Regions from separate parts of the Homo sapiens genome. Here region 2 is linked to region 1. Evidence: read pairs that join two places in POLR2A ChIA-PET (ENCODE). Cell type or tissue: HCT116. All regions are shown on one strand.

Evidence for each region. ChIA-PET counts read pairs that join two places held together with the same protein. Peaks named below come from ENCODE experiments on the same cell type or tissue, not always from the same donor. Only the 100,000 strongest peaks of a DNase experiment are listed, where the experiment ranks them.
Region 2: POLR2A ChIA-PET joins it to region 1 with 5 read pairs; 4 of 35 experiments call an interaction of 5 or more read pairs at or near these places.

What each region holds. Positions count from the first base shown.
Region 1 is chr2:219,040,186-219,042,685 of GRCh38, reverse strand. It overlaps CFAP65 (cilia and flagella associated protein 65), which reads left to right and starts at 1,170. Exons shown (of 35, transcript NM_194302.4): 1 at 1,170-1,198; 2 at 2,122-2,167. In HCT116, no CTCF peak of the experiment used is centred here; a DNase peak (open chromatin) is centred at 1,145; H3K4me3 peaks cover 947 bases; H3K27me3 peaks cover 712 bases.
Region 2 is chr2:219,257,968-219,260,467 of GRCh38, reverse strand. All of the region lies in intron 1 of TUBA4B (tubulin alpha 4b), which reads right to left. Among named protein-coding and RNA genes, the nearest start is that of TUBA4A, 5.3 kb to the right of the region's middle. In HCT116, no CTCF peak of the experiment used is centred here; no DNase peak of the experiment used is centred here.

The DNA of each region.
Region 1 (2,500 bases):
TGAGATTCCTGGGGCCAACACCAAACCCTGCCCCCAAAGTCCCTATTTCATTTTCGCCTAAGAATGAACCAGTTCCTTTCCTTGTCCTTAAGGTCCAGCTGAGTTAGGCTGACCATTTCAAAAAGAATTTGGGGAAAAACAAAAAGGAAATAATTATAGAAACTACAAACAGCATAAAAGTCGTCATGTCCAAAGTGCAGGTTTCAGATTCTGAGAATCCCATTAAATCCAGGGAAAAGCTCACTGAGTTCCACATTCTTTGATTCCCGGAAAACTCTTGATCCTGCTGGCGTAATTTACCAGGCGCCCTGCCTGCCCCTTCCCTCCAGCCCTGCCAGTCTCTGGCCATGTGATCTCCCAGGCCAGCTCAGGCCACTTTGCCATCTCAGTCCATCTTTCACCTTTCACAAGTCAACTCCAACTCTCCCAAAATGATAGCTTATTTTCTGTGTTTACCCCTAGACTCACTAAGCTCTCTCCCCCTAGTCACATCCCCCCTTCCATCTGAAAGGAAATAGGTTCACTGTCTTGAGGAGCAAAACATCCTTAGTTACCCAAGAGTGAACTTTGAGACTTTCAGCTTCACCTACTAAGGAGTCTTCACAAAATAGGACCCTTCCTCCAACACACATACCAACAAATGAACCAATGGGCTTCCGAAAGTCTACATTATGTATAATAATTCCTTTATACATTAACCTTCCGATCCCTTCAAAAGAGTTATTTTTCTTGTTGCTGACCAAGAAGAAATGCCGGGAGAAAACGCAGAGGACGCATTCCCTCTCATCAGCAAAAGGGTTCTATTTGCAAAGCAATATTCAAATAAGAAATAACTGCGGGCTGCTTTTAAGTTAACAATTGCAATCACAGAGAATGAGCTTCTGTCTCTATGCATGTCAGAGTGCCAAGCCCACAGAGTAGCTTCCTGTGAATTTGGTCGTCAATTAAAGTCATGATTGCTGGAACGTCACGACAACTAGGAGGCTCTACATTACCATGTCGCGACAGGTAGAAGCCCACAGTTACTACCAGCAGGAAAAGTCAGGGAATCAAAACTGAATATAGGAAATAAAATTGGGCGGTGCCTTCGCCTTCTACGAATCTTGACTTACTCGGGCTGCCGTCGTTGCCCTGGGATATCTGAAGACGCCGTTTCCTGCGCGTCCTGTATCTATGGAGACGGCAATATGGAGGCGATGTAAGTTCTGAGCGTTAGTCCCAAGGTCCCAGGGTCTCAGGGAGCGGCGCGAGTGGCCAGGGAAGGTATCTGTCCCGGGAGACCCTATCCTTCGGGAAATCGTGGCCAGAGGTCCCCTCCATGCCCTTCAGAGAGCCCCATGGGACTGAGTCTTGGGCGAGATCAATCAGACTAAGGATCCCGAAGAGAAAGAAGAAACAGCTCTAAGTGTATTTTGTCCCCCTTTGTTTCATCTATTTCTTTCTCCCTCGACTCTATACGACGACCTGCCACTTTTTCTAGTGGTCATCTTGGAGATTTTTAGATCAGCAATTAGGCAAATAAAGGAAGCTCATGATATATATTTTTTAAAGTCCTCGAAATTGGAAACTTCAATTTAAAACAAAACAAATCCAAAACAAAACAAAAAACCTCGCTTGCCCAGTCTCTTCACAACGACTGCAGATGTGTGAGTCTTTTGGAAGAATAGTGCAGGCTAGTGGGAAAGTTATGGTTGTTAATTACTATAACGTGTTTGTTTAGTGCTTTTTCAAATCCTCTGTTTCATTCGAGCTGCACATCGACTTTGTGAAATCGTCAGGATAACCCACATTTTACAGGCGAGGAGGCTGAGGCTCCGGGAGATGGAGAAATTTGCCTATCCCCGTAGAGTCTGAGAAGATGCTGGCACCCAGCGTCCCTTGCCCTGGGACCACTTCCCTAGCCCTATGACCTGTGTTGGACCAGCTTTCTACCCCATCATCTCTCATCTCTTCCATGCACTCTCTGGAATAGTTTCATGTGTTGAGTGGAGACTTTTTCAGAGCTCTGAGGCAGGAGCTGTCTGTACAGTCCCCTGAGGTCAGAGGCATTAATGAGTCAGGACAGGGCTGCAAGACCATCCCGTGGCAGAAAAGTAATGGACTCTCTCTGTGTCTCCTCAGCTTACATTTCTTTGATTTCATCTGAACGTCCAGTTCACAATTGGAGGTAGGAGCCTTGCCTGCCTTGTCTGGTGCCTAGCACAGTACCTGGTACATAATAGTAAGTGCTTTGTGAATGAACGAACGACTGAATCTAGATAGTCCCCTCCAGAGGGTTTAGACATGTTGCCAACTAGGAAAACCAGGGTCAACAGAATCTTCCGCTTTGGAAGGGTGTTGGTGGGTGGTGGGGGAGGGATAAGAGAGTGTCTGATGGAACTGTATAAATTCCTAAAGGGTGATCATGAAATTGTTTGCTAAATCTGAACACATTAAAATAAGGAACTAAACGACAAACTTGAAAAAGGATCATTTTAGGCCAAATAAATGGGCAAGTCAC
Region 2 (2,500 bases), 220 kb before region 1:
AATTTGAGTCGTCAGCATATATATGACATTCATTTCTTTTTATCCTATTCCTTCACTATTGTATGGGAATGTATATACTCTAGTTTTAAAATAATTCCAAAATTATTTTTTAATAATTCTCTTTAAATAATTCCAAAAATGTTACAATAACTTTTTATGATGAATATTATTAAAAATATACCTAAAAATAGAGATAATATAATAAAACCTCATATATTCATCACCAAGCTTCAACAATTGCTCCTTCAGGGAGAAAAATAAATGAAGGAAATAAGAGAACCTGAGACTGGGCTATGGGGAACATCATTTAAAATTAAGCTATCAGAGGCCACCAAGAAGGAGGGGCCAGGACAAAAGCTAGAAGCCGGTGCTGTCATCAAAACCAACAAAAAAGAATTTCAAGAAGGAAAGAAGAATCGACCATGAGAAATGCTGCTGTGAGCGGCTAAGAAAGATGAAGATGGAGATGTGTGGCCTTTGGATTTGGCAAGAGGCAGGCCACTAGAGACCTTGGCAAAAGCATCTCAGCGGAGCATGTGAGTCAAGTCTGCAGGGAGAGTATTGAGGGGTGAATTCATGGATATGTGATGAGTAGGGCTACCCCATTTGTAAAGGCAGTGCTGTGAGAAGGAGGATGGCTGGGAGATGCTCTAGTCTGGAAAAACTGAAGGATGCACATCACTAAGGCTGTGGCTCTATCTCTCCCAGATGGAGTCAGTGCAAACATTTTAAACTTTGAGTACCTTGCTGCCCTGCTCCAAGATAAAGGTGAGACCCTGGGAAGGGGTCAGAAAAGATGGAGATGATAATGGGAAAGGAGAAGAGGGAGAGAGACCCAGAGGGAGAGTACACATATAGGTAGATGGACTGAAAAGTTAATTCAACGGGAGAGTGAATTAGAAAAGTAATTCAACATCTGGTAGCATTTTCTAGATTCTGTACATGTCTGTGAATGTCTAAAAGTTTTTGATCTGGTAAAATGGACCATTACCTGCATACTCACCCAGAGTTTATGGCCCTAATTCTGGAGATCTGTATACATCCTGAGGACATACACACACACACAAACACACACACACACAATCAGAAGCAGAATCTGTATTTCACTAACATGCCTTGGGCATTTCTTTTTTTTTTTTTTTTTTTTTTAGACAGAGTCTTGCTGTTATTGCCCAGGCTGGAGTGCAGTGGCGCATTCTCGGCTCACTACAACCTCTGCCGCCAAGGTTCAAGCGATTCTCCTGCCTCAGCTCCTGAGTAGCTGGGATTTCAGGTGCCTGCCACCATGCCCGGATAATTTATTTATTTATTTATTTATTTATTTATTTATTTATTTATTTATTATTTTTAGTAGAGACGAGGTTTCACCATGTTGGTCAGGCTGGTCTCAAACTCCTGACCTCACAATCCGCCTGCCTCGGCCTCCCAGAGTGCTAGGATTTACAGGAGGGAGCCACTGCTCCCGGCCATCTTGGGCATTTCTTCCTGCACCCATGTCTTCTCCATTTTGTCAGCTAGAAAGCGTGCTCAAGGATTATAAACTCTTAGCTACAGTGGCCAGGGTATCATAAATGTGTAACGTGGGCTGATCGTATGAAGTTAAATGACAACAGACACTTGTGTTCTGTGTCAGGGAGACACAGAGAGTGATGAGGACTGTGGCGAACTGGAGGGAGCTTGTTGCCCATCTTAAGATGGTAGCTTCCACATACCTCTATTGTTGTCGTATTATTTTCCTACTGTTACTGTAACAAATTGTAATAAAAATCATAGCTTAAAACAACACACATTTGTTATCTGCCAGGGCTGGAGTTCAGAAGTCCAAAATGAGCCAGGTGGGCTGGGCATGGTGAATCATGCCTGTAATCCCAGCACTCAGGGAGGCTGAGGCAGGCAGATCACTTGAGCTCACGAGTTCAAGACCAGCCTGGGCAACATGGTGAAACCCCATCTCTACTAATAATACAAAAAAAAAAAAAACTAGCCAGGCGTGGTGGTGCACACCTGTAGTCCCAACTACTCAGGAGACTGTGGTGGAAGGATGGCTAGAGGCCGGGAGGTGGAGGTTGCAGCGAGCCAAGATTGCGTCACTGCACTCCAGCCTGGGTGATAGAGCCAGACCTTGTGTCAAACAAAAACAAAAACAAACACAAAACAAAACAAAACAAACAAAATGAGGCCAGGTATGGTGGCACATGCCTGTAATCCTAGCACTTTGAGAGGCCAAGGCAGGTGGATTACCTGAGGTCAGGAGTTCGAGACCAGCCTGTCCAACATGGTGAAATCCTATCTCTACTAAAACTACAAAAATTAGCCAGGCATGCTGTGCACCTGTAATCCCAGCTACTCGGGACTTTGAGGCAGCAGAATCGCTTGAACCTGGTAGGTGGAGGTTGCATTGCACTGTGAGCTGAGATCACACTACTGCACTCCAGCCTGGGTGACACAGAGAGACTGTCTCAAAAAAAAAAAAAAAAAAAAAAACACCCAAAATGGGCCA